Regions from separate parts of the Homo sapiens genome. Here all the other regions are linked to region 4. A link is a loop called in an ENCODE intact Hi-C map of the cell type or tissue named here. Cell type or tissue: PC-3. All regions are shown on one strand. Region 1 has its middle 68 kb from the start of ARHGAP28. Region 2 overlaps LINC01387 (long intergenic non-protein coding RNA 1387). Region 3 overlaps LOC107985176 (a long non-coding RNA gene). Region 4 has its middle 8.9 kb from the start of ARHGAP28.

Region 1 (8,000 bases), 59 kb before region 4:
CCCAAAGGAAGTTCCAGATTCAAACTTTCTTTTAGAGTAGGAGGCCAGTGAATGCTCCATTGAGTAGAACTTGATTTTATAATTTACCAAATCTTCTTTGTTTTCAGTGCCAGATGCTCAGAGCCAAATCTGACTCGACCATAGCAGCCATTATGAAGTCATTGTGCTTATCTTATGGAAACTCTCTTTCTTTGGTCTTGATTATTTATTTCTCTTTTATTAACCTTTTAATGCATGTCTTTGTTTTGTTCTTCCTCATTTTATTTAAAGAGGCAGAGCATATATTTTAAAATAAATTACTCAAAGGACTTTATTTGGGCCAAGTGCAGTGGCTCATGCCTGTAATCCTAACACTTTGGGAAGCTGCGATGGGAGGACTGCTTAAGGCTAGGAGTTAAGACCAGCCTGGTCAACATAGTGAGAGCCCGATCTCTACAAAAAATTTAAAAATTAGCCAGTAATCCCAGCTATACAGGAGACTGAGGCAGGAGGATGGCTTGAACCCAGGACTTTGAAGCTGCAGAGAGCTATGATGGCACCACTGCACTTTAGCCTGGGTGACAGAGCAAGACCCTGACCCCGCCCCCCCCCACAAAAAAAAGCAAAAAAAAGCAAAAAAAAAAAAAACTTTCCTTGTATAAATTGAGGTCTATACTACTTCTAGTCATTGTGCCACTGGGATGGAATTAGATGCTGGAATTGTCACCCTGTGGTGCATTCTGCCTTTCTTAGGACCAAAATTCACCAGGGCCACAGTGCTCACTTTCCTACCATTTTGAGTCTCATTTGTGAAACCGAAACCATGTAAGAACCAACTTGCTCATTTTGGGCAAATACCCAGGAAATAACATCATTAACATTAAAACATTCTGTATTAAATTACTACATTACAGACAACCCCATAATGAGTACAACAAAAAGTCCAAAGTAATGCGCTGGCTATTATGCCATTTCTTCCCTTATTCCTAATGATCTCAACAAATTGCCAAATCCTTAGAAACCCTCTGTAGAGTTGCCTCCACACTAAGCATCACTCAAGAAAGTAACAACAATTTTAAGTCTTTACAGAAAAGACAACATTTGTGGTTAGAACAACTTATCACTAATTTAAGGCCAATGTAAGCCAGAATTGTAACACTCCTATCATTTCAGCAGTACTAAACTACTAAAACAAAAAGTTCTGACTTGGAATTGTGTATCTCAGTAGGGGGCCATGGATTTCAGACCCCATTCTAAAGCTGAATTAGGTCTCACCGTTATAGTCTCTCTGCTTCCCTCTTTAGGTATGTGTTACCTAGGAACCCAGAGGCACGTTAACGGTCCCCAAGCAGATGGGCTTTCCCTTTATGTGCTCCTCTCCACTTGGGCAGGAAAAGCACAGCTGCATGGAACAATTTTGTGTAGAAGATCTCCTATATACATCCGCAGCTGCTCATCTGCCCTTCAGCGGGGAGCTGGAACCTGGAAGCAGCAGGCTTCCTAGCCTATTAAGGACTAAATGCTCCTATTTGGATTCCTATGTCTTTGGTCCCATAGATGTGCTTCTTAGCAATCCTCACTATCTTCAGGAACATGTCCCTTCATCCACTTCCTAGTGGACTTTCAGTAACCTTCTGTATTAATCAGGGGTAGGATAACCATTGTGACAAACATCCCCTAAATCTCATCTTCTCAGTAGACTACAGGTGCTTATTTATCACTCAAGGTGAAGGTTAATGTGCATTAATGTGCAGTGGGGTCTAGGGGGTAGGTTGGGTTGGGTCTGGCGGGGCTGTTTCTCAGACTCCTCCCATCTTCCGCTGACTTCTAGGTTCTTTTTTTTTTTTTTTTTTTTTTTTTTGACCAAGTCTTGCTCTGTCTCCATTCCCCAGGCTGGAGTGCAGTGGCGCAATCTCGGATCTCGGCTCACTGCAACCTCCGCCTCCCAGGTTCAAGCGATTCTCCTGCCTCAGCCTCCCGAGTAGCTGGGATTACAGGCGTACACCACCAAGCCTGGCTAATTTTTGTATTTTTAGTAGAGGCAGGGTTTCGCCATGTTCCCAGGCTGGTCTAGAACTCCTGACCTCAGGTGATCCACCCGCCTTGGCATCCCAAAGTGCTGGGATTACAGGCTTGAGCCACCACGCCCGGCCTCTAAAATCTTTTAAAAGGGGTGGTGGAGAACGAAATGGGAAAACGTTGGAGAAAGAAAGGGACATGGCCAATAACATAATGAAAAATATTACCTTAGGAAACCACGTAGTAGACCACAAAAAGACTAAAAGGAAAACGAAAACAGGAGAAGTGGACACACAGGATTTTCCAACAGAGATTTGGGTGGGCCTGCAGTTGAGGGAGTTTTCACTTCTCTAAGCAACGAAGCCAAATCCTAACACTCTTCTTTAGGGATATAATAAGCCAAGAAGCCCTCACTGAGCAGGAGTTTCAAGTAGATCTCTTTAATGACCCCTTGCAACACTGAGATTCTGCGACCAACAGGATGGAAGTTGAGAAGAGAGAAAAAGTTAAGTTACTGCATAAAACAAGTCCCAAATTAAAAGGCTATAGAAAAATATTCAAATAAATACATAGACCTTTAACAGAAAGAATGTGAATTAAGAGAAGGATAACAACAGATAGGAATTAATAGGAACTGGAGATTAAGAGACTCCAAATGTTTGCAAGTCATAGAAGGAAAAAAAAAAGTGTGTGTGTGTCAAGGAGGAGTCGGGTGGCTTATAGAAGCCCATGCTATAAATATCAAGACTTCGCTGGAGGTCTCACCTTTGTGCCCTTTCCAGCATGTCTCTTCTTGCTCAAGAGCCACATCTGTTATCCCTACATACTGTCCAGGGATCAGGTTTCCAGCCAAAGACACACAACACTTATTCAGGAACAGATGCAGTAATATTTCAATTTGTTTGCTTAAAGTTTTTGTGTTTTTATTCACTTGCTAGCACTTCTTTTAGACACTATTTAACGTAAACAGAAGTTTTGTACATTTCTTACATACCCTGAAGAGGTTTCATTCTATAAATTTCTTCTCCATAATATAGTTCCAATTTCAGGAAACTTTACTTTTCTAAGAGATTTGTCTGCACTCAACCATAGTACAGTAAAGCGTTGCACTTTGTGACTAACCATGTTCCAGAGAATGTCTTTGGACACGGTTTTTATTTTTTGCAATTTCCACAACTTTATTATTTTTATCTAAACTTAATTTTTAAGGTATATTTTTAAATTTAGCATAGGTCTGGCCCATGGCCCATTTATTTACATCAATAAATCAAGTTGAAGTCATCAACTGTGGTTTAATTAAACAATTAATTTAATTAATCTAATCAAGTTTTATTTTCTATAATAAAAAGCAATTTAAACTCTACATATTGGTGAAGAGTTTGAAAATTGCTTGAGTTTTTATTAGATAACGATACAGATTTTTTTGTAAAAAAGATAACAGATTTTTTGTTAAAACAGCAGAGGTATTTACTCTAAAATACTCCACTGGTTTAAAAAAAAAAAAAGAATTTCCATGAACCTGATACGTTTAAAGTTGACTCGCAATGACTTCTTTCTTTCTTTTTTTCCAGAAGTTCTATTGCCTTCATATTTTCAAGGCTCTGGATGGATCCAAAAAATTAAACTAAAACTGAAGGCAAATCTTAAATTTCTTTAGTAATACGCAAAATATGAATTAAAACACATGAACTCTTCTGAAAGGAATCGACCCATTTAAAATGCCAAAGAAGCTACTGGAAACACAGAATTCATTTCTGGCTCATTAACGTTGTTGATAGGAGCAACAACATGCTTATTGCCGAGAGCGGTCTCTGCCAGTGGCTCTGAATGCTCCCCCTGGACAAGAAAAGCCATCTGGGGAGGGACTTTCCTAAGAGACCTGTGGTCCCTACACAAACTTGAATTCCTTTTGGCTTGTTATTTAGGATTCAGAAGCCAAAAAAGAATGCCAGGAACTACATATTCCCCAACACCAAACCACCACCAACAACCATAACAAGAAACAACAGCAGCATAACCATATGAAAAACAGGGGCAACAAAGGGAACTAAAAGACAAAGAGGAACTGGCAAAACCCCAGTTGAAAACAGCTGAGATGACCCAATTCCCCCATGCTATCTCTCCAAGACAGGTGCTCCTTATGCCCATCTCTGTACCAGATGCACAGGGAAACACAGGCACAGGTGTGAATGATGTAGGAATCTTACCCATCAATTGTGGAAGGAAATGACATGTTTTGTGAAATTCCTTTGGAGTAGTAAAAAATATAAAGCAGTGAAATTCCCACTTTATAGGAAATTCCTCTTACGCAAAAATTGCCCCTAAGAACAAACACTAGTCAAGAAAATGTAGGAGTACTTGTCAAGAATGAGAAGACCTGAGATTTTATCATTTTTCCTTCACTGAAGAATTTGATTCAGGAATTCCTGACCTGCATCTGGTGTTGGTTTCTGGCTTGTGTTTAACCTTTGGGTGTGTTCAGCGAGGAATGTCTGCTAATCATGTTTAGCCCAATAAAATCTGGCAGCTTAAAAATGTTGACGCTATTTTAGAACTATGGACTTCAAAAGAGTAAAGATTTTGTATAAATTCAAGCTGTCGTGAAGGAGAAATGGTGTCACTGCCCAACAGGCCAGCAATCTAGGGCTGCAGATGTCTCCCTCTGTCTGCTGTAGAGGAAGATATATGATGAAGAGCTAAGGAAGATAGATGCAAATTGATTTTAGAGAAAGTCTGCCTGCTGTTTCATTCATTCATTCACTCATCCATTCTTTTACCCCTTCATTCATGAGATGTTTGTTAATGTCCACTATATGTCAACCCTCTGCTCAGACACAATGCTGAAGAGTGAGGAGAAGAGAAAGAAAAAAAAAGGAGGAGGAAAGGGAAGAGAATGAGAAGAACAAGAATAGGATAAACCCAAAATGTCAGCAGACAAATAATTATTGAGTATTTATTATATGGCAAGTACTATGCTGAGTACACTATCTACTTTCTATAAGGTGCACTATCTCATGGAAGCTTCTCAACTCCTTGATGTAAATACTGTTATTTATTCCCACTTTTTAGATGAGAAAAATGAGATTCACTTAGAACAAGTAATTACTCCTGGTCAACTGAGTCATTAAGTAGCTAACATTTTCTAGAAACGAAGCCGCTCTGATTGGCAACACCTTATTACAAGAAAGGGCATGGTCTCTGCAAACAATGGCCAGGGTTGAAATTGTGGATCTGCCACTTACTGGCTATGTGACCTTGGGAAAGATAACCTGCTTCTGCCCCAATTTCCTACGTGGATGTTAAGATTAGGTGCGTTATTATATGTAAAATAATCGGAATTACACTTGGCTTATAGGATGTACTACGATGTGCTTTTTATTATTCCAAAGCCCAGGCTCGTAACTATCACTTTCCTGTCCTCAGGGAGCTTAGAGTTTGAGGATCAATCGAGACCAGTGGACAGCACATTACAACACAGCGTGCTAGGGCTCAGACAGGCTAAGAGCAGGTTGCTAAGGAAGCGTGCCCTTAGAATCTGTGTCCAGACTTGAGGATTCAGGGAATCTTCCTAGAAGAAGTGACATCTAAGCAGGAAGACCTGGAGGATGAGGAAGAGGAGTGAGCTAGTTGAGAGTTCTGAGAGTTGGGATGTGTGCTCAGGGAAACTAATTGTTTCTGAGAAATACAAATTAGAAAAAAAATTAATTCAGAGAAGTACTGCAAGTCCTCATTAATGTTTTTCTGACTATTGAAGCAGGAAATAGTGTACTTGACAAATCTGGTATAAATAATATTTACAAATATATGCTAATGGAATCTGGAATTAGCATTTCAAGCATCAATAATTTTAAAAGGACTTTTGATCACTGTGAATTGATATTCAACACTGTTAGTCTGAACGGTTACATTTCAGAATATACTTTTCAGAATATAACTTACGCATTCTTTTCCTGTTACTTCTTGTCCTTTTTTCTTCTTCTGTTTCTGTTTTCTCTGCACCCCGACTCCGGCTTGCTTTCAGGGACAGAATTCATATCAGGAATAAGTGCCTACTGTGAAACTCTTGGTCATCTCAGCGTGTCTGACAGCCTCAGTGTTGCCCCACTGGGGAGAAAAGGCAGCTTAAGTAATGGGAAGCAAGGAGAAAAGTATATTCAGAAAAAATAGCCCTGACCAGGCACGGTAGCTCGTGCCTGTAATCCCAGCACTTTGGGAGACCAAGGTGGATGGATCACCTGAGGCCAGGAGTTCAAGACCAGCCTGACCAACATGGTGAAACCCCATCTTTACTAAAAATACAAAAATTAGCTGGGCGTGGTGGCGCACACCTGTAGTCCCAGCTACTTGGGAGGCTGAGGCAGAAGAATCGCTTGAACCCAGGAGGTGGAGGTTGCAGTGAGCCAAGATCGCACCATTGTGCTCCAGCCTGGGCAATAGAGTCAGATTCTGTCTCAAAAGAAGAAAAGAAAAATATAGCCATGTGTAGGTTTTCTCTAGCGCACTCTGATGCTTGTAAGTCTTACTCACTCAGCACTCTTGCCTGCTCTACATGCTAGAGGCTGCTCTTCGCACTCATTATTTTATTACTTTCTGTAAAAATGTCTTAATATTCAGAATGTAGTATTTTCATCCAAAAAATTAATAATATGATTTTGATCAAGGCTGTTGTAAGCTCCAAACTGATCCTCAATATAAAAACCAAGGCATGTGAAACCCACGTTTCACCTCTTACCAAGACAGGCTGTAGTACTTGATCACTTAATCCAGGGTTATGCAACCCACACAAGAGCAAAGTGAGAAAGAGATTGCTTTTGTTAGCACTTGCTAGGAATTCCCAGTTTATAAAAAGAAAGATGTTGCTATCCTCCCCTGCAACAGCAGAAGGCAATTGCTAAGAAGGCAATCACTAAACATTTCCATTATAAAATTTCAACCCCACAAAATGCACTTTTAAGTTAAATTTCACTTTTTTCTGTAAAAAAGACACGTACTTAAAAAAAAAAATTCCTCAAGGAAAGAGTATCTGTTGTGACTACTCATTTATTTTTTTTTTGTAAGTTTTATTTGACCAGTTCCCATATGCTCTTGCTTTGTCATTTGTGGCTAACACAGGGAGGTCAGGAGGGCACAACTTCATGTTCAGGGAGATGCCCCTGCTGTCTGTGAGCTCTTTTGAGTGTAATGATGGTAATAATAGCTTTCACCTCTACTTTCTGTGATTTCTAAACAAGAAAGTCTTGTTTGCAAAGTCCAGACAGGATCCCTGCTTCATTTTCTCAACTTGCCTTTGCTGATTAGAAAACAAACTTATCCAGGCCGGGTGTGGTGGTTCACGCCTGTAATCCCAGCACTTTGGGAAGCCTAGGTGGGCAGATCACGAGGTCAGGAGTTAGCCTGGCCAACATGGTGAAACCCCGTCTCTATTAAAAATACAAAAATTAGGCGGGCTCGGTGGCGGGCACCTGTAATCTCAGCTACTCGGGAAGCTGAGGCAGGAGAATTGCTTGAACCCAGGAGGCGGAGGTTGCAGTGAGCCAAGATCATGCCACTGCGCTCCAGCCTGGGTGACAGAGCAAGACTCCATCTCAGGGGAAAAAAAAGAAAGCAAACTCACCCAAATCCCCTTTCTCTTAGTGGAACCTAATAATACATGCACAAAAATCACAGTATAATTTAGTGAGCTATATTTAAAAACTGGTTATATCCTAGTTGACTGAATTTTTTCCATAAGAAAACCTAGAAATGTCTTACATTATAAATATGAAAATGTTCTAGGCCACATATACACTTGTTTTAGCCTTATTTTCACTTGTAAGTTACTATGCACTGAAACTGTGTTCTTGATATTTCTATCCTATTAATTCATAGAGATACCAGCAGTGAGGATAACAGGAGGATAACTGACGAGGGTAGATAATTGGATGATTCTTCCCTTTAGAACTACTGTCCGTGTACTTCATAAGCAGCAAGTCACAGCCAAAATCCACTGGAGCACTGAGAAC
Region 2 (8,000 bases), 170 kb before region 4:
AGTAGGGGTGGGGAGAACATTGAGCTGCCCCTTTTATTTCCACATCGTTCTCATCATCCTGGGTAAACTGCTATGCTGACTACTCCCTCTAGACGATTTTGATTTTGGAATTTGTGTCTGACAAAATGACTGCATAAAAAGCAGGGGAAAATAGGTAATTTTCTGTACCCAAGCATAACTCTTGATGAAGAAAAAGGCTTATATCAGAGCAGGCAGGATGAGCTCAAATTTAGAATAATAGTGTTTACCAAGTAAAATCATAGTTAAAATTTTTCTCCCAGGCAAGTTTTATCTTAAAAGCATTGATAGAGGCACAATGTTCTAGGAAAGACAACACCAAAAAGATGTTGAAACCTTGTTTTGGGGAACTTGTTTGTTCCAAGTATGTCACCTTCAAATTTCTTCTTAAAATATCTTTAGCAAAGTGTTTTCAATCATTTTATTTGTGATTGTGCAGCCTCTCCTCCTAGACTGTCAACCCTCAGGGACAGAAATCAAACTTTCTCCTGTTTTTCTTTCTTTGTAATCTTCGTGAAGCTGATGACTTGCATAGCAAGTTCTGTGTTTAAAGATGTTAGAAATATGCAGGCTTTCTTAGCTCTAAATAAGAAAGATTCTTCAATGGTAGTCCAGGTATTCTCAGGGAATAGGTTAGACACATTTGGGAGTTGCATGAACCCTTTCAGAAAACAAATACATTGGATATTACCCAAGAAATGAAATTAATCTTAATGGTTTGAAAGAGCTGGAGGCAGGGATTATACAATGAACAAATCTTTCTTTATATAATCTGGTGGAGGATTTCTTAGCATTTTGTGCACATAAGGTCTAAAATAAAAACCCATCCTAAAAAGTAATTGCATAAACTAAGAGCAACTTTAGCTGTATTTCATCAAAATTAGTAGCATGGGGGAACCATGCCCACAGTGCTCTGTAAAAAGCTGCCTATGTTTTTTCTGAATGGGAAAAATAGGGTCATGTTGGCATAGTGGCTGGCAAGAGCAGATGATCAGTCAATGAAGGTCAATCAATTGATCAATCAGTCAGTCAATTGAATGGAACAACAAACTGATCATGGGCTTCCCTTGTGGAAAAATCTCTGATGGTCTCTAAGAGCCTACAGGACAAAGCCCAATTCCACAGCAGGGTGGTACTGGCCCTGAACAGTCACTTCTCAACCTACCTATTTTCAGTCTCATCTCCCTATCTGTAAGCCACTTTGGGATATCCGTTCAATATCCTCAGATTTTCTTGAATTCTGTCTCTCAGTCTTTCCTTTTCCTTGACTATCCTTTCTCCCCACCTCATCCTTCTCTGCCGTTCTCTGCTGGTTAACAGTCTACTCATTCTCAAAGGTCCAATATAAATAAACACTACTCCAAGGAGACTTTCTGTGCTGTCCTAACACTTTCTACATCAGACCACTTTAAGCATTCTGTATTTTTACCACTCTCATTTGTGAACTCTGACGGGTTTCAGGGAAGGATTATTATCTCTTTTATTTATTTTTTATTTTTTGTACGACAGAGTCTGGCCATGTGGCCCAGGCTGGCCTCGAACTCCTGTCCTCAAGCAATCCCCCTGCCTCAACCTCCCAAAATGTTGGGATTACAGGCATGAGCCATCATGCCCAGCCAGAAGGAGTACTTCTTACTTATCTTTGCATCCTAGTACTTTGCATATACGGTAGTTGGAAATTAATGGGCATTTAATGTATTTCCTGTTATTGATGAAAAATTGAGTCAAGCATGGTTGAACTCACTGGCATAAAACCTGTGGCAAACATATAAAGAGAAATAACAAGACTTCTTTATCACTCTGTTCTTCCACTCCTGGAGTCCTAAGTTTATAAATGAGGCAAGTCAGAACAGCTCAAGGTTGCACAGCTAATAAGTAGTAGAATCTTGGCGTTATATCAAGTATCCAAATGCCAACTCAGTGTGCTTTCCATGGTTCTGTCTCTTACAAATGAAAAGGCATAAAGGCCACTTCACGTGGACATGTCATCATCCCCACGTGGTACCACTTAATGGTTTTCCAAGTTACTCTGTGGATAAATGTAAATTGTGGTATCCTCTTCTTTCTTCTTTCTCATAACTGGGTAAGTTAATATCCCAGGGGAATTATTTTGGCATGTGGAAGAACTATTAAAAGAAGTTTCATTTGGCAAACCTCAGTAGCGATGCAGAGGACTGTTTCAGAGGTTTTGCTTTACAAGCTTCATGCACTTCTAATGGCCACTTTTCAAGAGATTGGCTGGCTGACCGGGGCTGGGTGAATCAATGACTCCCTTGTATCTGCAGAAATGCAATAGCTTCTCTTGACTTAGAACACATTTATGTCAGGGGTTCATATTTAAGTTCCATTGTGTTTTCTCTATTAATTTAAAAGGAAACTGTACAAATAAATGTATCTATGTTTTAAAATGTTTGATGGCGCAGATGTAACACAAGATGTCACTTTTTTTTTATCTATTTGAGTGACTAGCTTCATTTTCCAGTGTCAGTTTCACTACAGTGAAGATTGTGTATCTTCTTTAGGCATGTGTAACTTGGTAAAAGTCCAGCTTCATAGCTTGTCATGAATTTTGGCGTATTCAATTCTCTAGTTGCTTTCTGAGGATTTTTCTAAGTGACTTTTTCAAAAAGGCACACAGTTAACATAAACAAAGATTTCACTGTCTTCCTTAGAAGCATAAATTTTGTGCACCGTATGGTTTATCACTTCAAGACTCCCATCCTGAAAATCCATCATATTATCCTATGACTATTCTAGGCTCTGTTATCATTTAGTTAACAATTATTGGTAGTTTATTTTTGGAATGCTTTACGTATAATATTTTGGTTTTGATTAAAAAAATTTCATTATGGTAAATTCCAAATGTGTTCAAAAGTTGAAACAATAAACCAACATGTATTCATCTCCTAGCTTCAAAGATTATCAACTCATGGCCAGTCTTGTTTCCTCTGTACTCTGACACACCACTTGCCTCCTCTCTGAATTATTTGGAAGCAAATTTCAGACATCCCATCACATTATATCATCTGTGAATATCAGAGAAATATGTGTGCATCATATGTGTGCTTATGTATGTTTTAAAAAAAACAAGTACTTCCCTTTTTAACTAAGCACAATACCAATAACTACCCGTCAAAGAGCAATTTCACAATATTGTCAAACAGCTTGTCAGTATTCAGACCTCCCTCATTGTACATACATGTCTTGTATAGTTTGATTGTTCATACATAGCCTCTGATGAATGAGTCATTGAAGTCTCCTTTTATTTACAGGCTCTCACACTCCTCCCCACCTCCACCCCTTCTCTCATAAACTGGGTTGTTTGTCCTGCAGAGTTTCCCACAATGTGGATTTGCTAATTGCATCCCATGGTGTCATTGAACAGATCTGCTCCTTTCTCTCTTGTACTTCCTGTGAAATGGTATTTAATGTCTAAAAGCTTGATTAGATTTCAGTTTGTTTTCTTCCCAAGAATTCTTCATAGATAGTACTGTATACATCCATCTGGAGATAAATAATATCTGGTTGACTCTCTGTATGATGTTAGCTACATTGATAATTATTGCCTGGATTTATTAATCTACTAGAGTTTGCAAAATGATGATATCTTATCATTCCATCATTATTTATCAGGTGGAATAGTTCTACAAAGAGACACTTCTCTCAACAACTATTTGATTATTTGAGATAAAACTGATATTGGAAAGACAGGATAAATTCTTGATTCTTTCCCTTTAATTATTAGTTTTCAAAATAAGCGGGTTCCCTGATGTCTTTAAACACAACCAAACACTTAACATACTTGATATGTTTTAATCCAGTGCATTATAATTATTGATGCTCAAAGTGCCCTATAGTTAGCCCATAAACTTTATTTAATTTATAAACTGAGTCCTTTTGATATGATCCTAGTAATATTCAATAGATTGTTTGATATCTGGTTTGAAAAAATGTTCTGGCCGGGCACAGTGGCTCACGCCTGTAATCCCAACACTTTGGGAGGCTGAGGCGGGCAGATCATGAGGTCAAGAGATCGAGACCATCCTGGCTAATAAGTGAAACCCTGTCTCTACTAAAAATACAAAAAATTAGCCATGCACGGTGGCACATGCCTGTAGTCCCAGCTACTCGGGAGGCTGAGGCAGGAGAATCGCTTGAACCTGGGAGGCAGAGGTTGCAGTGAGCTGAGATTGTGCCACTACACTCCAGCCTGGGCAACAGAGCGAGACTCCATATCAAAAAAAGAAGAAGAAGAAGAAAGAAAAGAAAAGATGTTCCAAGCCCTGACTCCTTTCAGTTAGATGTGATACATAGAGAACACAATCTGGGATCTATGAGTGTGCATTGTTATTGGATTGATCATTGTTTCTAAGTCTTTCAGCAAGCAGAACTGGGAAATATGTTTTTTTTAAAGATACAATATATCAGGGGTTGATACTGACACTCCCACTTTAAATTTAGCAATTAATCAATCCTATATTTTTACCTTTTGTCTCCCACACCAAAAATCTCAGTATTCAAAAATAGAAATATAATTACTAATTTACCCTGTCTCACATTATACATACAATAACAGAACAACACCACAAACAATCCCACCAACAATATGATTACTAGAAGAAGTTTTTAAATTATTCTATTATTATTAGTTATTCTTATTTTACTTAAAGTATGGCCTACTAGAATTATTCAAAGAAAAGTCACTAAGTATTGTTTTCTGTCTGGTTATGCCATGAACCAGATTCTTAGTTCATTGTTTAATATTATATATAACTGTATTAGTCCTTTTGCATTGCTATAAAAGAATCCCTGAAACTGGGTAATTTATAAAGAAAAGAGGTTTATTTTGGCTTGTGGTTCTGCAGTCCAAAGCATAGTATCAGCCTCTGATCCTGGTGGAAGCTTCCAATCATGACAAAAGGAAAAGAGAGAGTAAGCATATCACATGGCAAGACAGGGAGGAAAAGAGAGAAGGGGAAGGTCCCAGGCTCTTTAAACCAGCAGTTTTTGCATGAACTAACTGAGCATGAAATCACTCATCACTAAGGGGATGGCACTAAGGCATTCATGACGGATCTGCCCCCGTGATCCAATACCACCCACTATGCTCCACCTCCATCACTGGGGTTCACATTTCAACATGAGATTTGTAGAGGACACACACCCAAACCATGTAATTCCATTCCTGCCTCCCACCCCACATCTCATGTCCTCACATCACAAAATACAATATTCCCTTTCCAATAGTCTCCCAAAGTCTTAACTCATTCCAAGTATCAACTTAAAAGTCCAAAATCCAAAATCTTACCTGAGACTCAAGGCAAGTTCCTTTCACCTATGAGCCCGTAAAATCAAAACATGTTATTTCCAAGATACAGTTGTGGTACAGGCACTGGATAAACATTCCCATTCAAAAAGGGAGAAATCAGCCAAAAGAAAGGAGCAAGTTCAAAACCCAGACAAGTCCAAAACCCAGCAGGGCAGACATTAAACTTTAAAGCTCCAAAATAATCCTTTTCCCTGAAATATTTTATGAAAAAATAAAGAAAGAAAAGAAAATGTATATGAAAAAAAAACCCAAAACAAAATAATCTATGACTCCATGTCCCTCATCCAGGGCACACTGGTGCAAGGAGTGGGCTCTCAAGGCCTTGGGCAGTCTGCCCCTGTGGCCGCTCTTGTGGACTGGAGTTGAGTGCCAACAGCCTTTCAGGTACAGGGTGCAAGCTACCAGTGGCTCTACCATTCTTGGGACTGGCAGGCAGTGGCCCCCCACAAAGCTCCACTAGGCAGTGCCCTGGTGAGGACTCTGTGTGGGAGCTCCAACCTCACATTTCCCCTCAGCACTGCCCTAGTGAGTCTTTCTGCCCTTGTGGCAGGCTTCTGCCTGGGCTTTCTGATGCATCCTCTGAAATCTACAAGGAAGCTGTCCAGCCTCCTTCAGGCTTGCATTCTGTGTGCCTGCAGACTTGACACCACGTGGAAGCTGCCAACTCTTATGGCTTGGGCCCTCTGAAGCACCAGCTTAAGCTATATCTGGGGTCCTTGAGTGAAGGCTGAAAGCAGAGCTGCTGGGATGCAGTGAACAGTGTCTCCAGGCTGAGCAGAGCAGCCGGGACCAGGCCTGGCCCCTGAAACCATTCTTTCCTCTTAGGTCTCTGGGCCTGTGATGAGAAGGGCTGTCTCTAAGGTCTCTGAAATGCCTTCCAGGCTTTTCCCCATTGTCTTGGATATTAGCACTTGGCTCCCTTTTAGTTATGCCAATCTCTCTAGCAAGTGGTTATTCCACAGCCTGCTGGAATTTCTTCCCTGAAAATGCTGTTTCCTTCTCTATCATGTGGCCAGGTTGTGACTTTTCTAAATTTTTACACTTTGCTTCCCTTTTAAATATAAGTTCCAAATTTAAGTCATTTCCTTGCCCCCATATTTGATGGTAGGCTGTTAGATGCAGCCAGATCACCTCTTGAATGCTTTGCTGCTTAGACATTTCTTCTGTCAGGTACCCCAGGTCATCACTTGTAAGTTGGAACTTCCACAGATCCCTAGGGCATGGACACAATGCAGCCAAATTATTTGCTAAGGTGTAACATGGGTGACCTTTGCTCCAGTTCCCAATAAGTTTCTTGCTTCCACCTGAGACCTGTCAGCCTGGCCTTCACTGTCCATATCACTATCATCATTTTGGTCACGACCACTTAACACGTCTCTAAGAAGATTAACATTCTTTCATCTTCCTGTCTTCTTCTGAACCCTCCAAACTCTTCCAACCTCTGCCTGTTACCCAGTTCCAAGCTGCCTTCACATTTTCAGGTATCTTATAGCAACACCCCACTCCTTGGTACCAATTTTCTGTGTCAGTAAGTTTGCATTGCTATAAAGGAATACCTGAGGCTGGATACTTTTATAAAGAAAAGAGGTTTGTTTGGGCTCACAGTTCTGCAGGCTTCACAGGAAGTATGGTGCTGGCATCTGCTTGTGGTGAGGCCTCAGCAAGCTTATGATCATGGCAGATGGTGAAGAGGGAGCTGACATATCACATGGCAAAGGAGGAAGCAAGAGAGAGAAAAGGAAGAGGTCCCAGACTCTTAAATGACCAGATCTTGTGTGAACTGACTGAGCGAGAACAGGAGAACCCACTTATCACCAAGGGGATGGCACCAAGCCATTCATGAGAGATCCACCCCCATGACCCAATAACCTCCCACTAGGCCCCAGCTCCAACATTAGTGATCACATTTCAACGTGAGATTTGGAGGGGACAAACCGTCCAAACTATATCATTTACTTTGAGGATTTACATTTTTGCTTTGATTGAGCTAAATTTAGTGTAATAGTATATAAAATATCTGCATGATTCCAAAGCATATTTAAGAAATTTAGTATTCATCTCTGTCTCCTCCAACTGTTTCTTCCCTCCTCCTATAGGTAACCATTTCAACTGTTTTATTTTATTTGTATTGGTTTGTTCCATTGTTGTTTTTTAAATATAAGAAAACACTGTTGACACAGCTTTATTTTTATGTCAAATATAAATATATGTCCTTGACATTTTATTTGCTCTCTCTCTCTCTCTCTCTGGTGTATCTTTTGATATTTAGAAAGTTGTGAATTAAAAAATTTAGTTATCTCTTACTTTAGTCTTTATTGTCACTGTTGGCAAATTCTGAACAAAAAAATTTCCCTTAATTTTTGTGGCAGTTGTATTAGTAGTTACTAATTATTTTAGGATTAGTGCAGATTTTTGCAAAATAATCTATCAATCCTTTTAAGACTATCCATATAGCCACCTGTAAGCAGCATACCTTTTCTTTCTAATGAGACAAGTGTTTATTAACAGCAGGAATAAAACCAACAGAAACAGAAAAGCCATCTGGTTACTTGGATCTCCATATTATTGAGGATTAAGGAAGAGTTAGCAGACTTAAAGTAAGAGCTACCGGATTTGAAAAAAACAGTACTAAATTATTTTCTCTAGCATCCTA
Region 3 (8,000 bases), 120 kb before region 4:
GAACCAGCCCATGTCAAAACCAGAGCAAGTCAAAACTCCCATACTGATCAGTACTGTGATCCTGCCTGTGAATAGGCACTACACTCCAGCCTGAGCAACATAGCCAGACCTAATTCTCTCTTTTTTTTTTTCTTTTGAGGTGGCGTTTCGCTCTTGTGGCCCAGGCTGGAGTGCAATGGTGCAATCTTGGCTCACTGCAACCTCTGTCTCCTGGGTTCAAGCGATTCTCCTGCCTCAGCCTCCCAAGTAGCTGTGATTACAGGCGTGCACCACCACACCCAGCTAATTTTTGTATTCTTAGTAGAGACAGGGTTTTGCCATGTTGGCCAGGTTGATCTGGAACTCCTGACCTCAGGTGATCTGACCGCCTCAGTCTCCCAAAGTGCTAGGATTACAGGCGTGGGCCCCTGCACCCGGTCTGGACCCTATCTCTTAAAAAATTTTTAAGAAGCATCTATAAGCTCCGTCCTAACTGTTTCTGTTGTTTCCAGCAAGAGACAAGATCATCAGCTGAGAGTGACAGAACCAATATTAAGTAGAATAACATCTCTGTCCTCGCAGGATCCCTGTTAGACACATGAAGCAAACCTGCAAATAGACTTCCTGTGGAATAGAAAGTGCTGTGGGCTGAGGTAGAGGTAAGTGCAGGATCGCATGGGAGGCCCACTAAAACCAGGGTAGGCACTCTGGGCAAAGCCCCCAGCAGCAATGACCCTGGAGTTGAGGCAATGAGAGTTGGCTGAGTGTGGGTGTGGTGTTCCTGGAAGAGAGACCTGCTGAGGCTGAGAGAATGCAACACTTCCAAAACTCAGTCTGTCTTCCGGAGTAATGTTTCCCACTAAAGCGAGAGAAGCCAGGGCTGCCACTCAGGGGGATGCAGTTTCCGTGCTGCAGAAGGTACCAGCAGAAGAGAAGCCGGGGCTGGAGTCCAGCACATGGACATTAGGCTGATCTGCATCCAAGAGGCAGCATACACCCACCCCAAATGGGGCACATGTTTCTAATTCATTCACCCAGAGGGGAGCCCTTTGCTTTTTCTAATTGGCATATAAAGTTGCCTGATAGGCCAGGAGAACCCAGTTACGTGTCATTAGCCCTTCAGTATACTTTGGGTTATTTCCTCTAAGAGATGCAAACAGTTGTACTGAGTACTGTATAAAAGAAAGACTTTCTTAAGCCAGTTTAACCTAGGTAGTGTAGGTCGGAAGTGAGCCTGCTCAGTCTTGGGCTCAGTGTTTAGTGTAGCTGGGAGCTGGGCTCTGAACTGGAAATTGGAAGCCTACCTGGCTCCTGTAGCACTGGAGGCCATGCCAGCTTCTCTTTGTCCCTGCCTGGTCCATGGCCCTGAGGTTGGGAAGTTGAGAGCCAGAGGTTTGCAGTATGAGGTATTTCAGGGTATTTCAGGCTCAAAGCAGCAATGCAAAATCATCAATTCTCCACTTGACCTTTGCGGTGTCCCTCAGACCTGGTAATGGACACAGGAAGAGGAAGCTGAGCAGCCACCAGACTGGATGACTTAAGAGGACCTGCATTGCATTATAAACTCCACAGCGTCAGGAACCAGGGAGTTGGCAGGTGGTAGATGCTCAATAAATGTCTGTTAAGTGAATGTGTGAGTGAATGAATGAATGAATGGTGGAGCAGATAGCAAATGGTCTCCAAAGAGAAGGTCAGAACATCCACAGGATACAGTAAGAGGGAAGAGTGTAGGGTTGGGGATGGGGGACAAAGAACTCCTACTCATGGTGGGAAGTTTAAGGTTCCAAAAATTCTGCAGGATTGTTTTATTGTTGTTATCATCACCTGCACATCTTCCCTCAGGGGAGTATTTCTTAGAAAGCAATTCTTATACTGATAACCAGCAAATAATTAAGTTGTTTAGAGCTTGAAAAATTTGTTCTCTGACTAATTAAACTTTATGTATCTAGCTGTTCACTGAACATTATTCTAACATTGCACTATGAATATTGCCACGTTATGGACCTTAGGTTCCATTAGATTGGCATTAGTACCACTCAGGAACATTTTATGATGTGTGCTGATAAACTCCCAAGACAAATGAACCTGAGACATGTGTGAGCATCCCATAAAACAAACCCTGTTGGACTTTGATTTTGAATGTTTTGTGATCACAACTAAAATGGTAACATAACACCCTTTTGCCCAGAACATAAAACTTGACAAACAGCCTACGGGAATGCCATCCATTTATCGGCATGTGATGCGCTGGAAAAACGTAACTATAATATATACAGTGTGGCAGTTGAACATAAGTAGGTTTTATAGCTGCAGCTGTGACACATCCTTCAGCTGAAATCCTGGGACAATTCTGAGAACTTCAAATGTCAGTTTGTCAGTGTCATTTAAGAAAGGGTCTTTGAGAATTTACATTTATTTAGAGAACTGATAGTCACCAGATAATATATGAGTAATAATTCTTTAAAAAAATAAACAGGCTGGGCACTGTGGCTCATGCTTGTAATCCCAGCACTTTGGGAGGCCGACGTGGGCAGATCACGAGGTCAAGAGATCAAGACCTTCTTGGCCAACATGGTGAAACCCAGTCTCTATTAAAAATTAGCTGGGCATGGTGGTGTGCGCCTGTAGTCCCAGCTACTTGGGAGGCTGAGGCAGGAGAATCACTTGAACCTGGGGGGCAGAGGTTGCAGTGAGCCGAGATCAGCCGCTAGGTGGCTGAGTGAGACTCCATCTCAAAAAAAAAAAAAAAAAAAAGAAAACAAAAGAAAATAAACAAAATGTGCTGTGCACTTTCAAATGTCAAGCATATACTGTAAAATAAAATAATATCTATACAACATATGTACAAATGTCACATACTTTCAGAGCACATTGAGAGGACAAGCTGTTTTCCTATCCCTTCTGTTAGAGCTGGCTAATATGCATGTCATTTTAGCAACTTTCTTCTGCACTCAAGCATTTCCTGGGCCCTTGGAAGGCTGCCCAAATACCCTTACCTGTCCGCCAGCCCAGCCCAACACTCCCTCGAGGCAAAAAGACTCAATTGTTGTATTTTAACCTGTCAAATTTCCTGTCCTGGGTTATTTTTAAACAATTGAGGGCGGGTGCAGGTGCAGTGGCTTATGGCTGTAATCCAAGTGTTTTGAGAGGCCAAGGGAGGAGGATTGGTTGTGGCCAAAAGCTTGAGACTCTTCTGAATTACATAGTCAGATCCTATCTCTACAAAAAAATTACAAAATAGCTGGGCATGGTGGTGCATGCTTGTAGTCCCAGCTACTAGGGAGGCTAAGCCGAGAGGATACCTTGAACCCAGGAGTTCAAGGCTGCAGTGAGCTATTATTGTGCCACTGCATTACAGCCTAGGCAACAGAGCAAGATCCTGTCTCTAAAATAATAATAATAATTTTTAAAGGATGAGATGGCTACTATCATATTGGTTACCAAGGAATTTTGAATAATTGAATAACATTGTACTTTATAAAATATAATGAGGAGTCACCAGAAATATTTGTTATATTTCCAGCTAAGGGTTTGAAATCAAAGAAGCTTCCTTGGCATGGGCTATCACCTTGAGAGTTGCAGTGTGACTGTCAGATGGTGGACAGTGCCCTGGACATCCCTTGGCAGCATGGAGGGGTGGGGCAGAGTGGCGGGCCTGCAATCTTTGCCCATACGTCACCCACATCTATGTCTCTGAAATCTACACAGTAGCTATACATTTCCTGAGAGCAACATTTATTTTTCGGATGTCAGAACTGTAGTTTAAAAAAATAGATTTTTGGATGTATAAATCATAATTTGGTAGTTAGAGTTGGCCAGAATCTTGCCTTCCTATTAAAAACAAAAGTCAATTCTGAAATACAAGCCTAACATAAAAATGTACAACACTGTGTAAACATGGTGTACTGAAATCTGGGTAAGTGGATCTCTTGGCTGCCTGCAAAGCACAGAAACTTCTCTCTGAATCATCCAGTGCCTCAGAAATGTGTGTGCTGTAGACAAGCCAGAGTCATTTGGGGCAGCTGGCATTTTAAAACTTGAACGGGAAAAGCTGTAGCTACCACGAGCCAATCTCCCACAAAGGGGTAAGCAGAACTGAGGATGGAAAGGTATCGCCAGTGAGAATGAAGGGGGAAGAGAAGGAACACAGATTGAGTGCTTAGTGCTCAGAGGCTTTAAATACCTTATCTCATTTCTCTCCGATGATAACACTACAGGCTAAGTTTTATTATTCCTAATTTACAGTTTAGAAAACTTTGGCTCTGAAAAGTTGAATGAGTTGCCCAAAGTTATTCTCGTAGCTGAACTGAGCACCTAGGTTTGAAGATTTCTCTTATTAACGACTCCAGAGTGTAGTCCATTAGGCCATCCCATGTCGACAGAGAAGAGGAATCTCTGCACATTTGGGGTTAGCGAGCACTTCCTCAGGACCAAGCTTTGTGTTAGACAGCAGAATTTAAATGAGAGATAAGGCTCAGTTCCTGAGGAGGCCAAGAGATTGCAGCAACAGTTCTTCATCCCAGCCAGAAACCTCCGAATCAGTCCCATCCTTCTTCCTATAGCTATAACCATCGTCCAAAGACATCTGAAGTCATAGACTTAGATGACTGTGTAGTCATAGACTTAGCTGCCATGGAGTCAGTGCTTAATTTGTGCCAAGTGTTAGGTTCTTTAGAGAACCCAAAGGAAATAAGGACAAATATATCCAAAAATTGAACCACAGGGCATTTTGGAATTTACTACAGTATAATCGGAAACATGTTTTTATTTTCTAATGAGAGAGTTTGGTAAATTTCCTCATGCCTGAATATACAGCATGTAGACAATGAACATCTTCAACTGATCTACACCGCTAGGACATAACTTCCTGCCCAGCACGGAGCTTGGGAAAGCCATACCCCCAAAGGAGGCACCATGGAGAGCTTTTTATCTACCTACTACAGAGAAAAGAAAACAGCTTCTGGAGTTACCATGGATATGGCCCAATCTCTGTTTTGGATAGCAGATTAGGTTGATAACAGATATACTGAGCACAATTATCAATGATTTCTGGAGTTTTCTGCTGGCTACCCTTCAAACTCTGATTTCAAGGGGAAAAATAATTTCACCTTTTCAATTGTGTTTATTCAACCAGGCTAGGCAAAGGGATTAGGAGGCAACTTGATATTTACATTCTAACTGCTCATTGTGTTAACAGTCCCCCCATTGTGTTCTGGAGCTACTGCAACTGCTTACTTTCTAATCAATGTTTTTCCTCTAGGACTGTTTTCTCTTCCTATCTACTGAGAAATGATATTGGTTTCTCTCAAGAAGATTCTGTTACCACAAAGTCATCAAAGGCAAGCCAAAGTTGTACTTTTACGAAGCCTTTAAAAATATTTTGATGATGTTTCAAAAGACTGAAGAGATGAGGTTGAGAAAGTGAAGTAAATATAAGATTGAAACATTAACAGAAACACTTGTGCCTGTGAGAAGGAGAGCTTTGCCAGACAGGGCCTCAACACCAGTGAATATTCCTTCTATTAGCTGAAGAAGGTCCTTATCATAAGACCTCCACCTCCTAGCCTGCTTGGTTAACTGAGATGTCATTAATCCACCCAATAAATGGTCACCAAGAGTGTCAGCAACCAACTTTCCTGTAGACAATGAGAAATGCCGGGGAGGAACAGGCTCCTTAAATATCCAGCCTTTCTGTGGGAGCCATGTCCTCTCCTTCCCAGGACCCCACCTGGCACAGACGCTACCTGGCAGTCCTCCTGAGCAGCTGCTCGGCCACCTGACAGCTGAGGGCTTAACCAGCGACCATTTGTTTCCACTACATCCCGAGGTAACAAGGATAGCAATGCCCAAGGGCTCAGTGCCAACACAGAAACAACACAGAAAGAGAACTGCCAATTTGTCAGAAACTGAAGGCCTCCCTGGAACTCTTGAACTCTGTCGGCATCTCCTGAGTGGCACTGAGCCCATTCTGCTTTGTTATTTGAATTATTTGTTGAGTTGATAAATTCTTGTCTTATCCCACCCCAGCTTGTGGGTATGGTACCCCTTGCTGAACAACTACTTATTAACTTTTTTCCTTATGCCAGTCCCTCTACTGGGCTAGTGACAGAGGAATGAGAAATAGTCCTTGTCCTGAAGATATTCCAGTTGATGAAACAGATGCTATAAGCCAGCAAACAATACAATATGATGGCAATTGGGGTGAGTATGAAGTGCTTAGAATCACGGAGGAGGACGAGAATAATTGTTCATTGAATTTCATGGAAGCTTGAGCAATGATGGGAGGTTGCTGTCCCACTGGGTGTGTAACGATGACTTTCCTGGGATAACAGGCAGGCCAACTATGCCTTAATTTGAATGCTAGGTATATCATAGATCAGTCAGAGTTCTCCAGAGAAACAGAACCAATAAGGTATCTACTGAGAGATTTATTATAAGGTATTTGCTCACACAATTATTGAGGCTGAGAAGTCCCACGATTGGCAAGCTGGAGACCCAGAAAAGCTGGTGGGGTAGGCCTGAGGAGGTTGAAGGCCTGAGAGCCAGAGAGCCAATGGTGTAGATTCTAGTCTGGCCTAAAGGACTGAGAACCAGGAGTACCGAGGGTAAGAGATCAGTGTCCCAGCTCGAGCAGTCAGGCAGCATGAACTCACCTGCTCCACCTTTTTGCTCTGTTCTGGCCCTCAGTGGATTAGATCATGCCCACACACACTGGCAAAGACAATTCATTTCCTTGATCTACCCATTCAGATGCTAATTTCTTCTGGAAACAGCCCCACAGACACAACCAGAAATAATGTTTAACCAAATATCTGGCCATCTCATGATCCACTCAACTTGACACATAAAATTAGCCATCTTACTAGGAAAGCTCAAGTTTTTACCTTAACATTGCCACTGTGTGATATTAAAATAACATACAGTGGCGAACAGGCTTGAAGAAATCCCCTCGCACATGAAGCCAGTTAGACCTGGAAAGTGACCTTAACCTTGCTTGATTTGCAAACACAATTACAACTTAACATGGGCTATTTCTTATAACGCCCATCTCAGAGAAAAGTGAAACTGAAGCTCAACCAATTGGAAGCCACCAACTAACCTATAATTATCTAACTTGGGGTTTCCCAATGAGATAGACCAAACAAGGCAACTATACATATGTAATCAATCAAATACTTTCTTTGGCTTACTTCTGTGTTCACCCTATAAAAACCTTCTCCCTATTCCTTCAGTGGGGCCCTAACTACTTTATGTTTGGTGCTGCCTGATTCGTGAATCAATGTTTGCTCAAATAAACTCTTAAAAATTTTATTGTGACTCACTTTATCTTTTAACAGTGACCTTGCATTACATTCAACGTCTCGCCTCTGCTCTCTTCCATAATGGAAGCACTGGACACAGTAATCCTCTGATCCCTCCTAGCTAAAAATGTTATGCTTTCATCAAACATTTGTATTTGTCTGATATGTACAAATAATGTGGACAATTGTGCGGCTGTAGTGGGTGCCTCTGCTCTGAAAGGGTCACAGGTCTTGCTGTAAGATAGGAACTGCACTGAACACTTTGCTTACATGAAACACCTTTAATTCTCGAAGGATCCTACAGGAAAGGCACTGTTACTATAATCTTCTATTTTCAAATGAAGACAGGAGACCTGAAAAGGTCAGCTCACTTGCCCAAGGTCACACAGCCACGGAGGAGCAGAGCTGAGAACAGAGCCCGTCGGCCCTGAGGCCTGTTATTGACCATTACTTTATATGGCTTCCCCAGGTTCACCGTAACTAACCATGGATGGGCACTGTTAGTCCCCTGCAAAGATGTGGCCCAATAGGAAGCTTCACTCTAAAACACCCATAAGGAGAAAGTAGGAAGACTATTAGCTGATAGGGTTGCCTGGAAATATTTTATAGGAGCTGGAATAAAACCTAAAGAAAATATGGAATCAGAGATAAAAAGAGTGTTGGAGTGCATGAAGTAGAAATACCAGGAGAGAGAACTGGTGGAGCAGGCCTAGAACTGAA
Region 4 (8,000 bases):
AGTAATACAACTTCTGTTGGAGGGAGAGGACAATTCCTATTTCTGCTCTGTCACCTGCTAGCCATGAGACTACGTATATGTTTGGTCTTTACCTGATCCCTCCTTTTTGGGGCATCACTCTGAGAGCCTTTATACAGGTACTGCCCTCAGGCCATGTGGTTTGGATTGGGCAAACCCAGCCCTTCTGTCTCAGAGCTTATCACATGACCCAGACCTGGCCTGGCCTATGGCCTGGGTTCAGGAATGGGTATGAGACCCAAGCTAGGCCACTTCCCTGGGACCTGTGCCATATCTTCGTAACAAGAACTTTTTCTTTCTTTGTAAATACAGTGGATCCCTGGGGCTGCAGGTGGCCACCTTGTGACTACACAGCCTGTCTGATATATCTGGAAGCCAAGGGGAAATAAGGCTGAGATATTGGGGAGGCTCCTAAGAGCATTATTGGAGCCTCTGTTGTAAAGCATGTCTGAAGCAAATACCGCCGCCACCTCTTCTTTTGCTGCTTAAGCTAGTGTGAGTTGCATTCTCATTACTTGCAACCACAAGAATAATACCAATAGCTAGCACTTACGTGACACTTTTAGGTGCCACTGTATTGTTCTAAGCACCTGACTCATCTAGTCCTCACAACAGCCCTATGAGGTAGGTCCCATTTTTGCCATCCTCTTACCATCCTCTCCACTTTGCATAGGGGAAACAGAAGCCCAGAGATGTTAGCTTGCCCAAGGTCACAGACCTAAAAAGAGATATAGGTGGGATTCAATCCAGGTAGTCTGGCACCAGAGTCTAGGGACTTAACTACTCCAGGATGCCTCTTAATCCTCTAGACTAATACTGTGAACCTGGACAAGTAACTTAACATCTCTGAGCCTCCAATGTAAGGAGTAAATGATACAATACTTATCATGGTGGATCCTCAGTAAATAGTTATGATTGCAATATTTGTAATTATTTCACAACTTCATGCCATCAGAATTCCTTCTGAGTGGTGCTTGGTAGGTGGGAATAAATGAGTTTATGTTTACAAACAGCTTTGAGGATTTGGAATGAAAGTTGGATACTAAGAATTATGATAGTTTGTTCCCTAAAAACAAGTAACACTTTTGTTCCTTTATACAAAGAAATAATGAATCATAGTTTGGACCTGATGACTTGATTGTGTCTCTCTCTTTCACCATCATATGTAGGATTAAATGATCACTTGAGGCTTGGCTGTTTTTAAAAAATTCTCTAGAAGTGACTGAAAAGAGGCCTAAGATGATGAGATACTTGAGAAAGAATTATTACACCCTTTACCACAGTGCTTCAAATAATTTAAAATCTTTTGTTCTGAATTTATTTCAATGGCCAATGGTATAAAATGGTACATTTCCTAAATTATATGAATACCTGTTATCTACAGATCCCAAATCTGATCCAAATGAAATATAAATCAAAAGGTAATTTGGTAACAATTTACCTAGGCAACTTCAGACATTTAGAGTCTACTTCTTTCATAATTTTTTTTATTTCTGCACCTGCCCCATTCTTTTGAATCTATTATCTTCTACAGACACAGGACAAACTAGCTACTTCCCTCTCCTTTTCTGGTTTTCACCTCCAGGTCCCCTGGCAAAGAGGAATGTGCTCAATGCTGGGGCATTCCTGAGGAGAGTCATTTGGCTGCAGTCATTGAATGGAAAAACTACCGTAATTACTTCCCTAACTATAAAACTACAGTACTAGGGGGTGGGGAGGATACTATATGCAGCTCTCCACTCATTGATTGATTGATTGATTTACACGTTAAACATGAGTTTATACATTATACATTTCTTGAGAGCACATATGGCAGACACTATTATGGACTCTGGGGATACAAATGCAGTGAAATAACGTTACCAAGTTTATTCACATGCTTCCTTTTTGTATTTCCCAATATCATATTATTCCGACTCACTCAGAGGTTAAATTGCTTTAGTATGGATTCCCCAAAGGAAGGGATTACAAACAGACAAAAGTAGTCTATGATCTCTTGGCTAGCAGGTGCCAGAGCAGTGATCAGAATTGTCCTCTCCCTGCAACAGAAGTTTTATTACTACAGCAACTGTCTAATTTCACCTTACACTCCTGTCTTCAAAACCATTCCAACTGGCTACATTGCACAACTCCATGGGCACAATTTACACATCATCACATAATCAAGTTTTGAGGCCCATTGGCATGCTGTCCTATGATTTTTGAGTTCTCATACATTTTGAGAAAGCCACAGTAAGGTATCAGTCCTGTACTTCCATTTTCTAGTGTCAGTCCTATAGTTTCATTTTGTAGTAACTACAGTACTGTAGTTACATTTTACAGAGGTAGAAACAGAGGATTAAGTGGGAGAGGGCTCCTTCATTCATGAAGTGGTTATTTAAGCCTACTATGTAGCAGAAGCTATACTGAGTGTGCCTGTAGCCTGCTCAGACCCCACCCATAAATGCCTCATCTGGAATGCCGGTGCTGTGAGAGGAGATGTCCTCTTCAGGACCATGCCAATGTCCTGACCTGGTGACACTGAGACATTCAGGCTTTCCAATACTTTTTTGAGCCGAACGATAATCAGTAATAACTAGGTACATCCCTGAATAATGTTTCAACTGACAAACATCCATTTTCTGATTATCTACCTAATTCTGCCTAGTTTCAAAATATGACTTATGTTAACACAGTCATGACCTTTTCTGTAGAAATATTTATAGTCTTTGGAGTGTACTAAAAAATATTTACTGGCTGACTAATGGTGACTAGAATTTCTTGAATTCCCCTGGAATCTCCTCTAATAGGTATTGCTAACAAAGTAGAAGGTAAAATAACAATTTCATGTATGCATAGCATAATAAAAAGAACTTATGTTTGTTTAGCATTATGTACACAGCAGTTTTACAACTTATCCTTTTCAAATCGTGGCCAACAACTTTGTGTGATAGGTATTACCATCTCATTTTACAGATGAGAAAAATCAGGTCCCAGAGAGATTAAGTAACTGCTCACAGTCAAACATAGCACAACTCCTATATCTGTCTTGCTCCAAACCCTGCCTTTCACCATTTTAACCACCCCTTGTATAAGCTTACTTTCAAATTATACTTTTGACATCTTCAGATCCAGGTGACTCAGTTCAGGTCATGTATGTCTTCTTGAATGATGCAGTCAGCCACATTTGAGGCCTGAGTTAGCCGATGTGGATTTGAAGCTTCCTATTCTTATCACAAAAATCCCAGGTTTGTTTGATTTATCAACTTTGTCAGGCAGTTACCCCCTCCTTATTCAGGGCCATGTGGAGGCACAACTGCAAAATGGGCAGGTGCATTCTTTCCCTGTGCATCACTTCATCTCACCCTCTGCAAGAACCTCTTCCCTTTCCAGATCTTGGAAATCTTTACCATCTGTGTCCTGATTATGCCTTTTTTCAGTGCTTCCAGGTGAGCCCTGCCTCCCTGAGGCTTCACCAAATCCTGCTCTAGTAAATACTGTTAATGTGTTGGCTTCTATTCCTGCTACCTGAAATCTCCAAGGTATCAACTTAGGGACTTTCTCCCTCATGGTATGTGATCTTGGGGCCTGTCTTATCATTAACAGCAGGGAAGGCAGTCCCTGAAGACCACATCTCTTAAGACTCAGTGACTGCCAAGTGGAGGCTTAACCACAGCCAATCTGATGCAATTCTGGTACCCTGTTTCCTGAGAAGAGGGAAGCAAGGATAGAAGAAAAAGTTAAAATTTGTTAATTTTGTAAGAAGCACCCTGGCAAGATTGTGTTCTCATTCCTGCTCCAAGAGTTGTCTTTCAGTTTTGATCTTCAATCCTGTGCTGTTTCTCAGATCTTTGTAAAACATTGTTCTTTGTTTTGGTTAATCAGAATTGTTTCTTTGGTTTCCAATCCAAGAATGATCATAATAAACCTTCCCTCTTTGTTGGCAGACCTGCATACTGCATGTCCCAAAGCCTCTCACTGTCTTCTACTTCCTTCACTGTCTCCTACTGTGCTCACCCCATCACTTGCCAGGTCAGGTGGTCTGTCCCTCCCCAGGTGAACCAGAACAAAGCAGGCAGCTGATCTGTAATCACGAGCTAGTGACAGAGAGGGGATTGTCAGGGTCCTTTCCCGAGCTTCCCCTCCAAGACACCTGTGTAATTCTTTAAGCTAAACGTCTTTTCAATAGCTATTTAAATTCCATTTATCTCATCTTGGACTTTGTCTTAGGATTCAATTTGGGACTTAGCATGTGACCATTTATAGTTGGTTTTCTTCTGCCTCAGACTCTAGTGTACACTCTTCTCCCAAAAAGGTTGGGAGGCCTAGGAGATGTAGGTCAGAAGAGCTGAGTGAAGACCAGGTGGTGCAGAGCCCAGGAGGATGCCTAAAAGCATAAGCTGATTCTGGTGCTACCTTGTTTGACACCATCAGTGGATTCCCCATCTGAACTCTTGGATAAAGTTTAAACTCCTCACAAGGCATTCAGATGCACCAGGGCCTGGCCTCTGCCTGTCTCCAGCTTTGTCTCCAGGGTTTTCTCCCTTACACTTTACTCTCTAGCAAAGCTAAACTAAAAGGGTTTCCCTGTACATACTTCACTGTCTTTTTTTCCCTGTGCCTTGTTTCCATCTGTTACCTGCCTCTGGAATGCCCTTCCTTACATAGCCTCAGCCACACACACCTACTTGTGAGCTAGCCAAGTGTCATTCATCTTTTAAGAGCATCTCTAACATAACCTCCTGGGGAAGTGTGTTATTTGATGACCTCCTACACCAATCTCTTCCCCGCTTGCAGAGACCCAGTTAGTCTGTGCTTTCATGTTCCTATTCATCTTCATATTCTTGGTGCTTGGCATTGTAGGTATGAGTGATAATTGTAAGTTCTTGGGGTAGATGCGTGGGTGGATGGATAGATGGATGGATACATGGAAGAGTGAATGAATGAATGAATAAAGCCTTTATGTAATTGTAAAAACATGGTATTGCAGGAAATATTCCATATTGTAAGTACTTTTTGACTAAAACTTTATGCTATGGCTGGTCTGTTCCTTTCCTCTACCCTGCCTGGGTCTATTAGTAGTGATTCATTTCCAATCAATAATGATTCAATTTATCTGTAGAAGTCACTTAAGTAATTCAGTTATGTCTACCACATAAATAACACAAGTCTTGACCTGGCTGGCTGGCTCTCGTGGTGACATAATCTACTTAACCCAATTACCAAATTGATCAAAGATCCCAAAACAGTTAATGAAGAAAAATAAGCCCTGATTTCTCTTTAAAAATAGATACTAAGAAAGCAATAGGAAAATCAGAGTAGTCTAGAAATTCTGTGTCATCATGAGAGCACCCAGAAAATAAATTTAACTCAAGTAGTGCCAATACATTTTGAAAAATATTTCAGAGTAGCAGATCAAGATTTACCAACTGACTTGATGATGAAAGATTTACACACTACCTTTTAAAATATTTGTCTCATTATTTTCTCTTTATATAAAATAAATGCAACTTTGTATTCATTCCCTCTAATTTAAACCAGTCTTTCCAGAGGACTTGAGGGCACTGATAATGTATGTAAGATGAAGGGTTTTTTGTTTGTTTTGTTTGTTGGTCTCTTCTTTGAGACAGGGTCTTGCTCTATCTCCCTGGTTAGAGAGCAGTGGTGCGATCATGGCTCATTGCAGCCTCAACCTCCCAGGCTCAAGCAATCTCCCCACTTCAGCCTCCTGTGTGGCTGGGACTAAGGGTACACACCACCACACCAGCTAATTTTTAAATTTTTTGTAGAGATGGGGTCTCCATATGTTGCCCAGGCTGGTCTTAAACTCTTGGGCTCAAGCGATCCTCCTGTGTCTTGCCTCGCAAAGTGCTGGGATTATAAACGTGAGCCACCCCACCCTGCCAGGTGGAGTTCTGAAAGCAGAATTCGCATGTTCTCTTTGGTAGGTAAGAATTGTGCCTTCATTTCCTGCAAGATAGGGCCAGTGACTATGTTCCCTCAACCCTTCTTGCTAAGAGAATGTCAGTCAGCATCTGCAAGGACTCATGAGGCTGCAGCTGTTTTCCTGTTCTGGTATGAAATTATCCTAGCAGCAATTTTGCCAGATAAGCAGCCAAGGCCACAAGAAGCACTTTTCCTTTGTCCATGTTAAAGTTTTGCATAAATGTTTTGTTTTCTTGCCTTTCCTGATGGGTTTAAATGGAATATCTCCATATTTCGTAGTCCATGCAACTGGTGGCACTTGGGGGCCAGTGTTTGTGAGGCCTCCCCAGGTAGGTTTCATCACATAAATTGAATGTGACTTATCTCTCAGCAAAGGTTGTGAAAAACCTTTGGAATCCTGGGTCCAGATTCTTTACTCTTGAGGGTTGAACTCAAATCGTACTTCTGGAAGGGCTGAGACAGAGGACAGCTGACAAGGGAGAGTGAAAGACAGAGAAGGGAACCAACATCTGAACATCTAGCATATGCTTAGTACTGGGATAGGTGTCTTAAAGATGTGATCTCATTTTAACTTCCCATCAACTCTTTGAGGAGATATTACTGGTCTCTGTTTTTCAAATTAGGAAATGGAAAAAGAGAGAAATTAAGGTGACACAGCCAGTAAATAGTAAATCATAATCAAGCTCAAACTCAACTCTGTCTTACTCTCTTTTGTCTACCACTCTGCTTCCAGTTTATTTAGAAAGTGCAATCTTTGTGCACTTGTGATTACATATTTCACTATTCTCTAATGCCTTATTTATATGTATCCACTGACAAATTTACAAGGCAGAATGAAAAACTGAATTATCCTTCAACACATTGTAAGAGTAGTTGATGACAATAATTATACACACACACACATATATTAAGAAACAATAATTCTGCCTTAGTAATTTTGAACTACCTTAGTATAGTGCCTTAAGAATACATGTGACTCCCTTCCTTATTATTTTCATCATCATCATTACATGCTAGTGATTATTTACCCTCTAGTGTACTAAATAGGTTTATGTAAAGCTACCATAAAGAAACATAAATCAAATCCTACTTGTTTCTTTACATTTTACTAGAGGAATATATTTTGAATCTCATCAAACCTTTCATAAAAGAGAAATATAATAATTAAGGACCTAAATTCAGGAGCCAGATTTCCTGGGTTTGAATACTGGCTTTGCCACCTCCTAGCCTGCGTAGGACGTGGGTAGCCTTGGGAAGTTACTACAGCCAGTTTCTTCAACTGTAACATGGAGCTGCCAGCAGTGATACTTATCTCACCTCAAAGGCTGCTGTGAGCCTCTCATGAGTTGATGTTCTGATGTCTTAAACAGAACCAGGGACATGGTAAATGTTCAATACATGTAGGCTGTTTTATTTCTTTTGCATGTGAAAAAAACAGGTCTACAGTTCAGTGACTTTCTTGGGGTGTCATGTTGGTGGCAGAGTGGGTACTGACATCCAAGTCTCTCGATTCCCAGTTCAGTGCTGGGCACTGTATGACATCCAGAGTAGGACAGCACAGGAAACTGTAAGTTTCCCTCTATCTTTGCCCTTACTCCAAATAAACTGAAAATGCTGTCTACATGTCCACTCTCCAGTGTTGGGCAAGTTTCAAGCTTAGCTTCTCCAGGGCCACCATTTACTCCACTGCCTGGCCAGCTGTCACAGCCCTGTGCTGTCATCCCCTAGCACACTGGATTCCAGCATTGTTTGGAATGCCAAAAATGTTAACAGACTCTATCAAGTCTGAATTTTGAAATTCAGAAACTCTCAAATTTGAATCCTTTTTCATAACTCATTTGACCGCAAGACCTGTTCAGGCCTGAACTTTTTCAGTGACAAAACATCTGAACTGACATGAGGCTATTTATAATTTGTATTTGACCCTCATAGTGTGAGGGACACTGCCCCACATCCTGGGGCAGCGGGATACATATCAGTCAGGGTCTTGGCAGAAAGAGATGGGGCACTCAGCCCAGGTGAATAAAGAGAGTTTATTAAAGGGACTATTTATAAAG

Evidence for each region. Hi-C counts contacts between places; a loop is a spot of excess contacts. Peaks named below come from ENCODE experiments on the same cell type or tissue, not always from the same donor. Only the 100,000 strongest peaks of a DNase experiment are listed, where the experiment ranks them.
Region 1: a loop joins it to region 4, with 5 times the contacts of the local background. A loop is called at or near these places in 9 of 110 quality-filtered maps.
Region 2: a loop joins it to region 4, with 5 times the contacts of the local background. A loop is called at or near these places in 19 of 110 quality-filtered maps.
Region 3: a loop joins it to region 4, with 7 times the contacts of the local background. A loop is called at or near these places in 2 of 110 quality-filtered maps.

The regions. Positions count from the first base shown.
Region 1 is chr18:6,657,735-6,665,734 of GRCh38, forward strand. No RefSeq gene overlaps it. Among named protein-coding and RNA genes, the nearest start is that of ARHGAP28, 68 kb to the right of the region's middle. In PC-3, no CTCF peak of the experiment used is centred here; no DNase peak of the experiment used is centred here.
Region 2 is chr18:6,544,423-6,552,422 of GRCh38, forward strand. The region is part of intron 2 of LINC01387 (long intergenic non-protein coding RNA 1387); the gene reads left to right. Among named protein-coding and RNA genes, the nearest start is that of LINC01387, 37 kb to the left of the region's middle. In PC-3, no CTCF peak of the experiment used is centred here; no DNase peak of the experiment used is centred here.
Region 3 is chr18:6,601,720-6,609,719 of GRCh38, forward strand. The region is part of intron 2 of LOC107985176 (a long non-coding RNA gene); the gene reads right to left. It also overlaps the pseudogene RN7SL282P. Among named protein-coding and RNA genes, the nearest start is that of LINC01387, 94 kb to the left of the region's middle. RefSeq lists an enhancer at 3,828-4,640. In PC-3, no CTCF peak of the experiment used is centred here; a DNase peak (open chromatin) is centred at 3,032; H3K27ac peaks cover 2,054 bases.
Region 4 is chr18:6,716,832-6,724,831 of GRCh38, forward strand. No RefSeq gene overlaps it. Among named protein-coding and RNA genes, the nearest start is that of ARHGAP28, 8.9 kb to the right of the region's middle. In PC-3, no CTCF peak of the experiment used is centred here; DNase peaks (open chromatin) are centred at 1,630, 2,500, 3,020 and 3,320; H3K4me3 peaks cover 1,685 bases; H3K27ac peaks cover 3,169 bases.